2 separate regions of the Mus musculus genome follow, and region 1 is linked to region 2. A link is a loop called in an ENCODE intact Hi-C map of the cell type or tissue named here. Cell type or tissue: left cerebral cortex. All regions are shown on one strand. Each heading gives the region's core, and the rest is flanking DNA. Links, peaks and the distances in the headings are about the cores only.

Region 1 (7,990 bases), core at 1,765-6,764, 110 kb before region 2:
ACTCAAGAGTGAGGCCTCTCCTTTGAGCAGGAGGAAGAGAAGCAGCCTCAGCCACATACAGAAAGCCTCTGTTGCCCTTCCTTTTGGAAGGAGAGACTTGAGTGAACGTGTAGGCTGAGAGTGAAGGAAGCGAGCTGATGACTCAGTGAGAGGGACTGTGAGGAAAGGTCCTGGGGAAGCAGGCTTTCCTAGTTAGGGCATCTACTGAACGACGGCCTCTTGCTGGGAGAGCTGTACAAAGACATACGTGCCAAGACCTCTCACTCTCTGTGGAAGTCAGAGGCAACAGGTACATGGCAGTGTGTGCCATGGGATTCACAGCAAAACCAGAGATGCAAACTCTGTATGGTATTAATTCCAAGGTTTCTGACATGACTGGTAAAATCCTACAGATGAAGGGCATGTGTGGTGGGATTAGAGGAAGGTCACTCGACCCCTGAGGTTCTGGGATAGATAACCACCAGACAGGCAGGTTTTTCTTAGGATAAAAAGGAACTAGACTGCATCTGAATCTCAGCTTTGCTGGAAATAGATTCTTGGCTTTGAGCAATGTCTTCTGCCAACTGCTCTAGGTCTCAGTTGCTTCACCTACCAAATGGAGGGAGACTTAGTGAGGCGTGGGCCGTTCAGAGATGTGAAAGAATCTGAACACCCTGAAACAAACTGGGCAGATATTATAGACTCATACCCTACCTCCTCCCTCACTTCCCTCCTACTATTACTAATCATTAGTATGATCATTAACCTATTAGCATGACAACTTTCAGCGTGACTGGTAACTTCCTCTTGTTTTCTCAAAGTTTTGTAGCCCTGAGAAAAAGCTACAAAGTTGCATATTCACAGTGGAGTCAGTGAAATTAGTTTTCCCAGGCACTGAACAGCAGGAAACACATGCTGCAAGCAAGCACTGTCCTTGGAGGAAGTTGTTGGACAATGGGAAATGGGGACTGTGGGAAGAGACTCTGAGGAACATTCCAATGGTAAAGGACTAAAGTTGTACTTAAGACACACCTGGCATACGTGTAACCTTGGACAACTCCAGATCACCATCCAACTTCAGGCAGCTCATCTATGAATTGGGACTAGCTGGGACAATAACCTATACTCATAGGATAACAATGATTAAACACAAATTTGCATGCATATATGTACAAAGATTTTCTAGAATATTACAAGCGCTCCATAAACTACAGTTATTGAAACGTGTATGTTGTCATACACTGGGGTCATTAATTGATACCCACTGTATGCCAGACAATGCTAAAAGCTTTAAAGGCCGAATAGTACCTGAAATAAAATGTGCATCATGTTACTTAGCCTTTAAAAGAAAGGAGACACTGTCTACCCTCTTCTTTGAATTCTCAGAATATGAAACCAGTCTCAGCCAAGTATGGACACTTAGGAGCTACTGAGAAGGACAGGAAGGAAGGACAGATGTTGCCTCAGTCCCCAAAGCTCATGTGTTAGAAACACAATGCAATGTAACGGTAACAGTGTCAACAGATGGGACGTTCAACAATTTTCTAAACCAGGAGGGCCCTTTCCCCATGAGTGGATCGGCACTCTTGAGAGTAGACTGTGAGTTCAGCAGGCTGAGGGTATAGTGTAGTGGTAGAAAGCTTGCCTGACATTCATTAAGAACATGGATTTGATATCCAGTAGCACCACCCCAAAAAAACAAAAACAAAAAACCAAGAACAACAAAAACCAACCAAACAAACAAACAAAAACAATCCAACCAGCCAACAGTAGCAGCCGCAACACAACAGCAAAGCTCTTCTGAATCCCACCTTTAGATGGCACGATGTAATGTCCCTTGCCAGTTTCTAGCACCGTGACACTAGGTTCCCCAGTAGCCACAATGGTGAGAAATAAATTGCTTTATCAATTACCCAGTCACAGAGTTCTGCTACAGAAACACAAAACAGACTAAGATAGATGGTGAGAGGTGCTAACTGGGGTGCCTGGAATGTCAAATCGAAACAGGGCATCCTGGGAATACTGGTGTGATGAAGACGTCCTGCAAAAGCCCGCTGTGCCGGGTCATTAACACTTCAGTTTTGTGGAGACAAGGTCTCCTGCAGCCCAGGTTGGCCTCAGAGTCCTTCTGCAGCAGAGGAGAACCTTGAGTCTTCTGCTTCCACCTCCCAAGTCCTGGGAGTATAGGTGGTGCACTACCATGTCTGTTCTATGCCGTGCTGGGGACATTACACATGTATGGGAGCACTCTACCAAGTGAGCTACACTGTCAGCCTGACACCATTCATTCCTACCCCCGCCCCCCATCCTGGTATACTAGCTCTCTGCACCCAGAAAGTGGCAATGGACTAGTTGTGTTTTGAGTCTGCTAATAAAGACCACTCAAGGCAAACATCTGTTGCTTTCCAGAGCAAACCATAAATACTCTAGATTTAGGTTATTTGAATGGCATGTTCTTTCTGATCTAGTTCAATTGATACTTGAGTACTGCTCTGCAAGTTTATTTGTCTTACGTTCTAATTATATTTAGAACTCTTTTCACACTGCATCATTCAAACAGATGCCTGGACAGCTGTTGTGATTTTTTTCCTAGAGTTTCACTAAGATGTAGATTTCAGTAAGGTTTTTAAAAATAAACGACACAGGTGTTATCTATGAGTCAATTGGCACATTAGCTATAAAAATAAGGATGTTAGGGAAATGGGGTTTTCAGTGTTTTGACCAATCTATTTTCATTTGGTTGTATCCCCCACCCACCCCCAAATAAAAATCAACTGCTCCTGGGACTATATATCACAGTCTTGGCTATTGTTCTAATATTATCATGGAATGGAATAATTCAACAAGGCCCTTTCCAGAGACTGAAATCCCACCAACACTGATGGGGGACTGTGCAGACACTATGCAAATTCTTTCATGCCCTATAATGTTTCTTTCAGGAGGTCTAAAGACACTGAAAGCAAATTGCATAACATGTCTCGAATGTCAGAAGCGACAGAGACAGCTGAAATTCCTGAACACACACGAATGACTTCTCATGGGGTCTGAGCAGTGCTGGGCAAACATGGAAAGGTTCTACCCCATGTCTTCACTTTTGAAACAAGGTTTCACACCAAACAATACTTTGCATTTGTGAAACCTTTATGTGCATTCACATGTAATTACATTTTACCTTTGGGTTTTCTTGCCCATATTGATCTTTACAGAGATCACCAAGCAGAATCTAGAGGGCACAATTACTAACAGGCACAGCCGTGGTTGGCCTCAGGCCTTTTGTAATTACAAACAGTAGCAGGGGCAGTAGTTAATAACTGCAATGCATTTGCCACGCGTGAGGTCCTGAATATTTGATGTAATCACTGAAACGCTAGGATGCAGATATTATTACCAAGGGTGGAATATCACATACCACGAAACTGTTTCATACACAAATTATTAGAATATTGCATAAAATTATCTTTAACCCACATGTATAGGCTAATTATTGAAAACAATGTTAATACATTTTAAGTTGAAACTTGGGTCCTGTCCCTAATTTATCATATTATATACATGCAAAAATGGTGATATCTGAAGACTCCTCCAACACTGTGTGTCTGAGGCCTTTGGATAAGGACTACTTAACCTGTATGACTGTTACTCAGAGAAGCAGAAAGCAAGACCACAGAGAGGCCAAGGAATATGGTGGTGATACCACTGCTGTCACAAAGCATGCCAAGGTTTACGCCGGCACAGGCTTTCTGCTTGCTCTTTCAACAGCTCTGCTAGACTGACCTCCGACAAGCACAGCTGCGCTCATCCAAATCTCGCCGTTTCCATCCATGACTCAGGCAAAATTACTTGCAAGAAGCCAGGGCTACCCAAGAGGCTCCACACTGCTACACTCAAGGTTGCAGTACAGGTCTGTGATGCTGTGGCGTCCTGCTTCTGCACAGTGGCAGATACTTTGAAGACATGAGCTGGTTAGTACTCTTACTGCCTAAGCGCTGGGTGTCACACAGCTGGTGTACTGAAACTGTCTCTGGAAACGATCAAGTCTTCATCAGCAGAGAGTATTGACTTTCTTTGGGTTATACCTCTCTTAAAATTAAAACACAAAATCAACAATTTGAAAAGCTAAATATCAACTCTTAAATCGGAGCAATTAGCATACCATATAAGACCTACCAATCATATATAACCTGTAATTTGTAAATAGGCTTTGTTCAGTGCTTTGAAAAATGTAATCAGTAGTGAATATTTAAAAAGCAAAATACCAATTTTCATTTTCTCTAGAAAAACTATCATTGAGAGCAGTAGCCAGGGCAGGCAGGGCATCTGTTCTTCAGCACAGTGCCTACAAAGGCAGCAGACTGCTCGTGTACTCTGTGTCCTGGACTCTGTAGTGCAGAGTGTGCTGAGCCCCTCAGAGGATGACCTGGAAGTGCGCCAGAGTCCATGGAGACTCCTGTTCTCCCCTCACTACTCTGCCAGTCTCGCTGGGTCGTGCAGTGAGTGGTATTCACTCATTTTTAGTGACTGTGATGGTTAATCTTCACTGTAAACTTCACTTGATTTAGAATCACCATGGAAACACGCCTTTGAGTGTATCTATGAGGGCATTTCCAGAAAGGTTCAACTTAGAAGGGAAGACTTATCCCTGAATGTGAACAACTCCACTGCAAGTCCTGTTCATGGCTCTAGGGTGGATGACCCATCCTGCTATGCTATGCTGCCCTCTCTGCACCGTGAGGGAAACTCGCTAACTAGATCATACCCACAGACTTTAAGGAAGAAAGCAGGTTGCTGGTCAAAAGTTCTGAGTCCTTTAAGGCCATTTAATTTGTTTATGATTGTCACAAAGATTGTAGGCAGGGAGAACAGCTGAGACTGCATTCGCTGACCTATTCTGGAGATACCAGCAAGCTTCTTCCTGGGAAATGACGATGGTCTCCTGCCTGCAGCTGAGCTACTGTGAGGAAGATTATAACTGTGTCAGGCAGGGGCTGGAGGCAAGCACGCACTTGAAAAATTATTAAATTTATACATACAGTCACAAATGAACTACACCTATAATGCAATGCCCTTCACCAAATTGGATGTTCTAGTGTTTCTAATTATTTCTAACTAAAAGTGTTTCCTCAATTAGTCAACAAGTTGCTACTAAATCAAGTGCCTGAAATAAGTAATCTACATAATGTAAGGGTTTTTCCTGTCTGGGCCCCAAACAACTACTAAAAGCACAGGTGGGGGGTAAAAGTATCGCTAGAATGAGTCATCAGAACCGGTTTATACTATAACCAGCTGAACTTTAAATAGAACCTTTTTATTTTAAAATGAGCTTAGCACAACCATTTCTAAATGGTATTTTTTGTCTTAATACTGTGTACAATGAGAGGCAGTATGCAATGTTCACATTGTTAAAAAGAAAATCCTGATTGTTGGAATGGCTGCAGTCAACCCAGCTGTATTGTCTCAAATAAGCAGATGGCACAAAGGCTAATAGAGCGTTCAGTGAAAGAGCACAATAGGGCTAGCAGCTGCTGCAAACACAGGACACCTCCATGACACTAGAACAGCTCTGACAGTCCAGATCCACTTCCCGCATCTAGAAAGGCGGTTGCTGAGGAGGTACTGGGGCTTAGTTCTCTCTCCTCAGAAGCCAAAGGTTTATCAGGAACTCTTACCAAGGGTGGGAAGGGTTAGCGCTTGGCGAGCTTGCAATATCCATGTTCCTGCCTGTGCTACTAATAAGGAAGTGCTGAAAAATCACCATCACCATGTGTTAACTCAGAGCTGGGGGCGGGGGGGGGGGGGTTACACAAACAGTTCTCAGCTATGTGTCCGTCAACAAATCATCAACAACTACTCGATGAGAACAGAAAGGTGGTTTCTGCCCTTGGGGAACTTATTCTGAGATAGGAAATAAGAAGTGACAAACGACTGGGTGTGGTAGCTCATACCTGTAAAACTCATCACTTAGGGGACCGAGCCAGGATTGGCTTGATTTCCAGGCCAGCCTGGGCTACACAGTGAGACTTTCTCAACAAAACCAAACCAAAACAGAGACAAATCACACCAACAAACATGGTCCCTGTTCCAAGATCACTAACTTATGAACGGGGCCCCATGACTGGACTCAGGTTACCAAACCACCCGGCTCCTACGAGGTGACTTTCACAAGGACAAATACTTTCATGGCTGACAAAAGATCACTTTAGTCAAAGAGGGAGAAGTGTTAGAATTGTAGAATGTCCCTAGCCAAGCAAGCTCTCTACTGAAATGGCAGGTGAGCACGGGAAGCAGCCAGAGCTGTGCTCGTGTACACTGATTTCCTGACAAGGTTGGATGACACACTAGACTATTTTTAAAAATTATATGCTAGGATTTCAATCTGACTAGTGATTCAACTCAACTTCAAAAAAGAAGGAAGCTCACAGCAGTCTTTCTGTCTTGCTAAGCTTCTGCTGTTCCTGTCAGTCAGTCAGCGCCCAAATCCCAGACCTTTGCATTTGATGCAAATGTAGGCAGTCCTGACATGACTTACTCCTGGCCAGAGACTGCATTCTCTCTCTTAATAAAATGTGTGTACACAACAGACCTCACTATACATTTATTTCAGAGAAGACCTACGATGGTCCCCGAACGCTTCAGTAATGAGACCTTTCCATAAGAAAGCTACTTTTCTAACATCAGCATGGAGAAAGTTAAGGTTCCTGCGGCCCACCAGCCATGTGCTTGCACAGGGGAAAACCCAAGCCTTGAACTATCTCAGAGCTCCATCTGTTCTAACCGCCTCAAGCTACGGCTCAGCTCCCAGGTGCACCGAACCACATCTATCAAAATATTTACCCCTAAAATAACTTTGTAATAAGAGCGGAATGTCCTTTTTGATGATTTCCTTTGAAAAATACATACGTATTTAACCGGCAACTCCAAACTTTCAGAGAGGGCAGATTCCATGAATCTACGTAATAAAAGCCTCCCTTCACACTGTTATAGTTGCTCTACTATGAAGATTTACAAGCACAGAGCTTTATATGGCTTACATTTCCACATTTGTCTGTTTTGACTCTTGGCCTCCATATGATGGCAAGGATAGAGTGAGCCTTTAACAGAAATGCCACACTAAGGCTACAAGCTGCCAGTGAAAGCTACAAGATCTCTTGGCAATTTTTGGACAGGTTCAGGTGAATTTCAGCATCTGGGACTGGCATGTGTATTACAGATGGAAAAAGCAAAACAATACCCAAAGAAAGAGAAAAGCGGTCCTCCCAATTGAAGCAAAATCATACCAAAATCTACCCACCTCCCAGCCTCGGCCCAGCACTGAGGAAATACCTCTGCCATACTGTCAAAGCATAATCAGTTCCTAAAACAATGGCTCAGCGTTTGAGTCACCCAGAGCGTGAAGGGCAAGTGAAAGGTCAGTTCCGGCATGCTCCCACAAAGCAAACACGGAGCTTGAGCCAGCACCAGCCAGGCCTTGGCATGGCAACCACAGGGCTCGCTCACTTCAGCAACCCATGGGTTCTGCCCTCAGGCTTCTCCAGACCCCCCCCCCCCCCCACACACACACACACACTTCCTCTCCTCCAAAGGAACCAGGGAAAGCTGAGAAGCAAACCTGAGAGGAGGGCCAGGCCTGCTCAGAAGCAGCCCTCCATGCCACTGGAGAACCCAAAGATGGTGCAGTGCCTCCAGAACCAGTGGTCCTAGCTCCCAGAAGCTTCTGGAATTCCTTATGAGTACTTACTAGAACACCTTTCTTTCTCCCCGCCAGTCATTTCACTATAATCAACTAAAATCTGCACATGGTGGACACTGACAATGGATTTTTAAAGATCCCAAGTATGCTTATTATTTTAGATTCTCTGCCACTGACATTATATTTAACATCAAAAGTTGTACTAAAAAGTCAATTAAAATAATTTTCTAGCCAAAAATTTTTCAAAGAATTTTTGCGGATTTTTTGTCTTGGAACTCTTGGTCTTGGAACTCTCGGTGGCTGGCTATTCTTTTAATTTACAGT
Region 2 (7,990 bases), core at 1,490-6,489:
GCATTCTGAAAGTCTTCAGAAATGTTTTGGGAATTGGTCATTTTGTAGCACACACTATATTAATATTCCACCTACAAGCAAACTTGCTAAAACCAGGATCCTTTTTCCCGTTAGGTAATGAATACTGACTCCTAATTAAACTTTCAGACCTATGGGAGACAGTAGTACCAACTTCTCACAAGACAATGGGTGGCAATCTAAGAGCTTCTGTGAACTGTTAAAGGGACTTCCCAAGGAATTACTGGTAAACTAATCCAGGTATCTAAACGCAGAGTAAACCTCCCAAACATGAACTTCAAATTCTAAGAGGGGAGTAGAAAAGAGAGCTGTCTGTTCAAATGATAAGTACTTCAATGACTGAAGTAACATCTTTTTAAAAAAACTATCTGTGCCTTATTATATAAAAGTTCATAATCAGAAAGGTCATGGTAGCATTTGGCACAAGCTCCTAAGTGAGAGTACTATGTCTTCAGAAGTCTATGACAGAACCCAGAGTTTCCCATCATCCAACCTGACTTACAACTCCATTTTAGATCATGAACACTTTACATATTACCTCAATGAGCTTAAAGCTAATCCTGCATGACATAAATTTTAGAGTAAGCCAAGGTCATGGAAAGTATCCCAAACTGCAGTAAACAGAACAACGTACTGGTGTTCTAGAAAGTGTGTGTCCCATCTTTCCAAGTTCTGTTTAGGAATCTGGGTTTGCAACAACACAGTATTTGACAGCTCCGTCAAGAGCTATGGATGCCCAACTGTTTTGATACAGGTTATCTAATCTGGTTCACTTAACAGTGGTGAAACTGGCAGATCAATGCCTTTATGATGAAACCAAGAACATAAGGTTCCAAGAGTAACTTTTTGTGACCAAGGATGGTACCTGAGGAAGTGGGAGAACTATGCCATTTCCAACCCCAGACTGCTGCAATTTCTACAGCGCTGGCAGCCTCGGTCCCTCCCCAACTGCTACTCATTCTTTATACCTCAGCACAAGCAACAATGCAGTAATGCCATATCTTCAAGTCCAGAAAGTCATGTCAAAACTTTCCCCTCAAATTTCAGTCCTGCCCTCTGAGTTCCCGACTGCATGTCTCAAAAGCCTTTACAGGTTGTGACTACTGTGGTCTTGCGTGACACTTGCAATCACAGTGTAATTTGGTACCTCAAAAGAGAAAGACAGTTTTCTCTTTCATGAAAGCCCAGGAACACTGTAACAAGCATCAGAATCTCTAAATCCATCCACTCTGCATGCAGTAAAGTGTTGGCCAAAGATCAGAAGAAACTCAAAAGTGTGAGGGCAACTGGGGGCCTACTACTTTATTACCCATTTTCAAATTTGATGCCACCAAAATGTATTTTCCTTTTTGTTGTTGTTGTTGTTGTTTTGTTTTGTTTTGTTTTGTTTCGAGACAGGGTTTCTCTGTGTATCTCTGGCTGTTCCTGGAACTCACTCTGTAGACCAAGCTGGCCTCAAACTCAGAAATCAGCCTGCTTCTGCCTCCCAAGTGCTGAGAACAAAGGTGTGTGCCACCACTCCCGGCCAAATTGTATTTTCACATCAAAAATTATTCAAAAAACTAGAACCATAAGTCACAATAGCCAAAAACCACTGGAATTTTATAATTTGAGTGAGTTTATTATTTAGCTATAAACAACTATTCTTAATTACAGTTACATTACACAAAAGACTAGGCATTGAAAAGCAGGAAAAATATCTATATTTAATGCTCATAGTAGTGGCTTAAGTATTAGACAACATAAAATTTTATCTTCATCTGAATAGTGGCATTTTGGAATTTTCCCACAGCCATAAGAATAAAAAACAAATAAAGAAACCAGAAGTGCAAGGCACCCTGTTCCACAGGTATCCAAAGTCACTTCGGCAGGGAGTTTCCAGAGACAAAGGGTTTCTCAGAACCATTACTGCAATCTTATTGCTCACTTCTTACTCAACATGGCACTACTAAAGAGGATGTTGCTGCCTTCCCACCTTAACTGCCTTATGTGTTGTTCCTGTGACAGCTGGAGTCAACAGAGGTAAGTCTGCCTTCTGAAACAACTGAAATGCCAACTTTATTTTTAAAGTTACTATAAATGCTTCCAAATTATCTGATTCTAAAAATTTTGCAAGAGATGCATATTAGTTAAAGCTAGAGAATGAGTAAGTAAACCTGGTCTGAGTTATCTGCTTAGTCAAATGACAACAGAAACACACTGTACACACTCTTAACAGTTTAATGAAAATCTCCTCATTTGAGGGAGCTTAAACTAAAACTCTTCACATAAAAATGCAAGCCAATCTAAAAGTCTTTTCATATGCTAATTAGCCTAGGTGCCTAGCTGGGAAAATACCTCAGATTCTTTGCTCCATGAGAGTGCTGATCAACATCTGCTTCAGTAAGGACAAGGAGACATTAAGGGTAGAAAAGAATTTAGACTGTGCTTCCATTTCTAGATGACTGAGCTGTGAGCGCACTGGAAGGGAAGTGGAGTAAACTTACATGATTGATTGTAGACTGCACAGCCTTAACATAATGGCTTAGTTCTCGATCCATTTTAGCAAACTCAACCATGGCCTTGTCCATACTGTACTCACTACTCACTTCAGCTGAAAGAGAAAAAGAAACCACCATTATTGTCTTCTACTTCAGATGCCACATCTGGAAAAAGTTCAAACACTATCATCCAAAGGCTAACTTGTAAAGTACTGTACTTTTCTTCAAAAGCCCTTCAACATCAACTTTGTCTATTTGTCTGTCCCTCCCTTCCCAGAGCTTTCCAGGCGTCTGAGAGCAATTTCTGGGCATTTGCCTCTTTCATGTGACATCCTGCTCTTCTTTCCTCACCGCTGTTCTTCGAGAATGAGACAAATTCCAATGGCTTTCCTAGGCCGTGGCATCTGACACACACACACACACACACACACACACACACACACACACACACACAGTTTCACAAAACCCTCTCTACGATTTACCAGACTAAATCTGAACATCCTTCAAGAACTGAGCTCAAATCCCATCTGTTCGGAAAGTATACCAACCTAGAAGAAACGATTTGCTTAATTTATCTTAGCACCTTCATTTCGTATTTTGGCACCATAAATACTCATGCCTTTCTTACCCCGTCTTTCTCACTGCTTCGTGGACAAGAACGGTGTGTTAGTGCTCTGAGAGCCAACAACGAGTTGCAGAATTAATGTTTCCTAGGATCATTATTTTCTAATCTGGGAGTGTCCTACATGATATTCTGGTGAATTAAAATCAAGAAAGCATATGGTATATACTCATTTGTCTACTCTATTTTCACTGTGTTTTTTTTTTTTTCATCAGAAAAAAAAAAAAAAAAAAAAGAGCTACCAATGCTGGGTAGGGTAGGAGGCAGAGTCACATAAAGATGCTAAAACCCTCCCCTCAGGACCAGCATTAGAGAGGTTGGTGTAGATGACAAAGAACAGGAAGTAATGGCCATGAGGAAACAGAACATACACGCACCGTGATACCAACAGCAGCAACGGTAGTGCATGCTTCATTAGGCACCAGCACCATGCACAGCAGATTGTATTTATGGTACAACTTACAGCACCATATCTGGCTAAGTGAGACCGGTGGTTGGTTACTTTGTTTTTTCAATACTAGGGATTAAATCCAGGGCTTTACACATACTAGGCAAGAATTTTATCACTGAGCTACATCCCCAGCCCCCTTAAATTTCCCTGACTGGTCTTGAATTCACTATGTAGTTCAAATGGGTCTTGAACTCGGGCTCTTCTTGCCTTGGCTTCCAACATAGCTGGTATTACAGGCTCATACCACAGACCAACCAGAGATGGGAAGATTTTACTGCTTTATATACAGAAGAAAGCTCAACTACCGTGTTCTAAGCAACAATGGTACCAAGCAGAAGAATGAAACTTCCAAACTCTGACTTTCTAATGGCAAAACAAAGATGCTACTCTGTTGGACAAAACAGATTATGATCAAGACTCCAACTCCTTCACAAGGATTTAAGGCAATCTGTGAGCGTCAGCTGAGCTTCCAGTTTAGACCCTTAGAACTATACTTCTAAGTAGGCTACTGGGAATTTGACTTGGAGGCTTAGGGGACCTACTCTGAAAGGCTCTGTCTAAATTTCTCAAATAGAAGAAATGAGTAAGAAAATAAATGCTTCCCCCAGGTTAGACATACACTAAGTTTTAACACAGAGAAAGCATCTTTTCCCATCCTCACATGTAGTTTAAAGTGCTATGACAACAGTCACGTCACCGACTGAATGCTAGGAGAACATCAGCCAAGTCCAGATGCTGAAAAATCAAGGGTACACGAGTCTAAACACTAGCAACCAAGCACACAGACAGAAACTACTACAAACTTCCTGTCAGGTCACAAAGAGAACTATAGAGAAATGGTGGGGAACAAGAGTCCTACAAAAAAACCTAAGCAGCACTCATGATCAGAAATAACTTTTATTACATATATCTAATTGCTCTCCCCCAGGTAAACAAGGTCTGAGAGAAGTGGGAATATTGAAATTCCTTCAATATGTCATCCTACAAATGTATTAGATCCAACCCTTTCTCTCAGTAACTGAATGAATCTACATGAACTTAATGAATATTGATTTCCAAGCCAATGCACACATGGAGAAGACCCACGGGAGCAACTCAAGGCCTCTGGGAAACCTGTCACCTGGCACATTAATTAAGAAATTGTTCCAAGAAGTTAAAGTTAGTACAACTAGCTGAAATATGTCCCCCTACCTCCACCCCAGCAAACCAAGTCCAGAGGGCACAGATAATCCCTGCTTTGCACTATAAAATTCTAGCTGTCTGTAAGCATGCCAGCATTAGGCTGTTCTACAAACCTACCCAACAATGCCAATCAGACCTATTTCTAACACTATGCAGAACCACTGTAGCCTGCACGACCTCATGTACATTATTAAGTGTGGCTTAGTCCAGAAAGAGCCACAAAACAACTCATCCCTTGAGGACAGTTTCTGTTTGTTTTTGTTTTTCCTACTCAGGGGCAAACTCCCAAAAAAACAAAATAAAACAAAACAACCCCCACCCCAAGACAAAGAATAACAGAATCACTGGAAGAAGGCTTCATTTTAGAATGAAATACTCTCATGCTTACATAATTGGAGAAGTCTCTAACTGGATGAAGCTGGCCTGCTTATGGTTTTCCTAAAGGCAGACAAACCTATAATTATGCAATCTCAGCAGCCACGCTATTCATTAGACACGTCATCTGTTACTCAATGCTAAAATGCACCAACAGCAATAACTCTTACTATTCCCTGCTTTGAAGCACTGAAAGAGCATTGAAGGTATATTAAGCAGAAATGGGTGACTTAGTGCTAGAATCAAACCCAACTTCAAACAAAATTTATAGGCTTTAATGAGAGGAAGATAATGGGCTGAGGCGGGAACAAATATGAATGTTGAAGGCGAAACCATAGCCACTGATGCCAGTTGTCCCGGTGTAGAAGAGCGTGGCAAAAGTAGAGACTGGTCTGAGAAAGGAGGGCAGGAGGCAAGTAAGCTGCTTTTATGGACATGGACTCTTAAGGAGGAATAACTTCCAACTTGTGGCTAAGAACTAGGTGACAAGCATGGCAATATGCTGTCTTTATGTAGCGCAGTATGGGAGCATGAGATATTTATTTTCCCCATTCAGATGCAGTACTATCCAGGGTTGACTCATGCCTGTTTGTTCAGTATTTTCTAAGCCACTGGTTGAAAAGCAGAAGCAGGTGGGGGAAGCAGTTCTTATCATGGCATATCCTTGTCCACCTGGTCATGATCAACAGAGCAACCCAACTGCCATTCCAGACCGGCAACCAGGTCAGTGAGGGAGGGGGGGTAAGAGGTACACTTCTGGACCTACTTATTCTAAACAGGGCCTTCCCTAACCACAGGGGTGCTGTGCCTGCAGCCCATGGAATAAACTTCCCTGAGGTCCAGCTCTGGGGGTTGGGAAATAGAGCTGAAAGTCACTCACAGTCTCTAGGCCTTTACTAGCCCAGCCTTCACTAAAACATCAAAATGTAGGCTTTGCCCTCCTTGTCTCTCCAAGCAAACCACATACAAAGACCTTGAACTTCACTACACCTCACATGGATTTCTGAGGTGCCCTTGTTGAAAGCTCCCTATGATCTCAGATATAAGGTCCCCTCTCTAACATCTCTCTACTGTCCAGAAGAGGACCTAGTATTCCAGCTCTTATCAACCCATAAAATCTCTTTACTTTTACAAGTAGGACATGTGTGCACACACACACTAGAGAGACACACCCTCAAGACAAATGTCACCTACTTATTCTTCCCACCTGCATATCTAATCAGCTGCACGGCTTTGTCCAGGGTCAAGCTGCTTTCTAAAGTTTTGTTCTAAACAAACAACAAGAAAACTGTGGGATCAGGTTAATTTTTCTATTCTACAAAGCCACACACAAGCATGTCTGAACAGAAACAACCAATTACATGGAGTTGATTAAATTCAGCAGCATGTATTTTATTAGTGACTTACCAAGCTAAGACAAAGCAGACATTTAGTGTTGCTAAGGATTGCTGACTGTGAGTCAACATGACTCACACACTTAGAAGAATCTGATAAACACGAAATGTCATTAAATACACAGACCATTTTGGCGAAGAAGAAGGATGGTGGCAAGGGTTGCCTGACTTTAGTTTAAATTCCTTAGACTAAATGGCACACACAGCCAGAAAAGTTTATTTTCTAAAGACTGGGAATAAGTTATTTCCAGATCTCTTTATATGAGAACTTGATTCTTCCATATTTTCTGTAAAAGACATTTACCTTTTTTTTTGAGAAATACAAACAGATGACAGTATAAACAATATTCTCAACTTCTGTGTCAAAATCAAACCAAAACCTGAATTCTCTGTAAACTCAGATCCAATTACCTACATCTAGTGACATCTATCTGTCTATCTGTGTGTCTCCTGACAGACAGATATTAAGCAATCTACACTCATCAGGAGTTGAATTTAATGACTTACTCAGTGCTTGAGCAATGTTTAATAGAAACTTGGTTACTTCTCACTACACTGAACTTCAAAGTTGTAATTATTCCTCCACACAGATATTAGTGTGGTAAAATTAAAACTGAATGCCCATGTTATAACTGCCTCCCACTAGAAGTAAGTGTGCAGTATCAGGTGTATGATATAACCAGTCAGCAGCTGGTTTCTTCCCAAAGTCCAGGAGAAATCCTGGAGGACTTTCCACCTTCCTGCCATCTGCCTCCCCACAGCCCTCCCATCACATAATAACCCAGACGTGGGAAGCTGCACACCACATAATTGAAGGGGCAGTCTGCTTGATTTCTTTCTTGTGGACTGTGTAGTCTTTGGAAAGACTGTTTCCACACCTCTATAATGGGTATCAGAATAGTACTGAAGGCTGGAGAGGTGGCTGAGTGGTTAAGAACACTTGTGATTCTTGCAGGGGACCAAGGTTCGATTCCTACCACCCATATGACAACTCAGGAAAGCCTATAACGCCTGATCAAGGAGATCTGATACCCTCGTAGGCCTCCATCAGCACCAGGAATGCATGTAGTGTACACTCATTTATGCAGGCAAATACTCATACCCATAAAAATAAAATGCAAACCTTTTAAAACAAGAAAAAGATAAAGAATAGTACCAAATTCATAAAGTTGTTAGCATGTAGGTACAGTGCTCAAAGAAGAGCCTGGCTTGGCATAAGCACTAACCAGCTATATTTTTAACTAAATCCATTACAGAGTAGATAGTTCATCTGCAAATATAACTAGTCCAAATCCTAAAATCATCTTGCCCTCAGAACTAAAAAGTTTCAGGTATATATTAACTTACAAAGCAACCAGCCGAACCCACAGAATTCAGACCTCAGTGAGAAGGGTTGCAGACACCCCTTTCCAAGTTCAGAAACTCCTTTACCTGCCAATGGTTACTGAGCACTTACTACACATCAGGC

What was found. Peaks named below come from ENCODE experiments on the same cell type or tissue, not always from the same donor. Only the 100,000 strongest peaks of a DNase experiment are listed, where the experiment ranks them.
Region 1: it touches region 2 in a loop (4-fold over the local background); 6 of 42 quality-filtered maps call a loop at or near these places.

What each region holds. Positions count from the first base shown.
Region 1 is chr15:59,523,621-59,531,610 of GRCm38, reverse strand. All of the region lies in intron 4 of Nsmce2 (NSE2/MMS21 homolog, SMC5-SMC6 complex SUMO ligase), which reads right to left. Among named protein-coding and RNA genes, the nearest start is that of Gm36677, 91 kb to the left of the region's middle. In left cerebral cortex, for the core only: no CTCF peak of the experiment used is centred there; DNase peaks (open chromatin) are centred at 4,704, 5,219, 5,491, 6,334 and 2 more places; H3K27ac peaks cover 706 bases.
Region 2 is chr15:59,410,646-59,418,635 of GRCm38, reverse strand. It overlaps Nsmce2 (NSE2/MMS21 homolog, SMC5-SMC6 complex SUMO ligase), which reads right to left. Exons shown (of 7, transcript NM_026746.3): 3 at 2,505-2,611. Among named protein-coding and RNA genes, the nearest start is that of Nsmce2, 40 kb to the right of the region's middle. In left cerebral cortex, for the core only: no CTCF peak of the experiment used is centred there; DNase peaks (open chromatin) are centred at 3,023 and 3,454.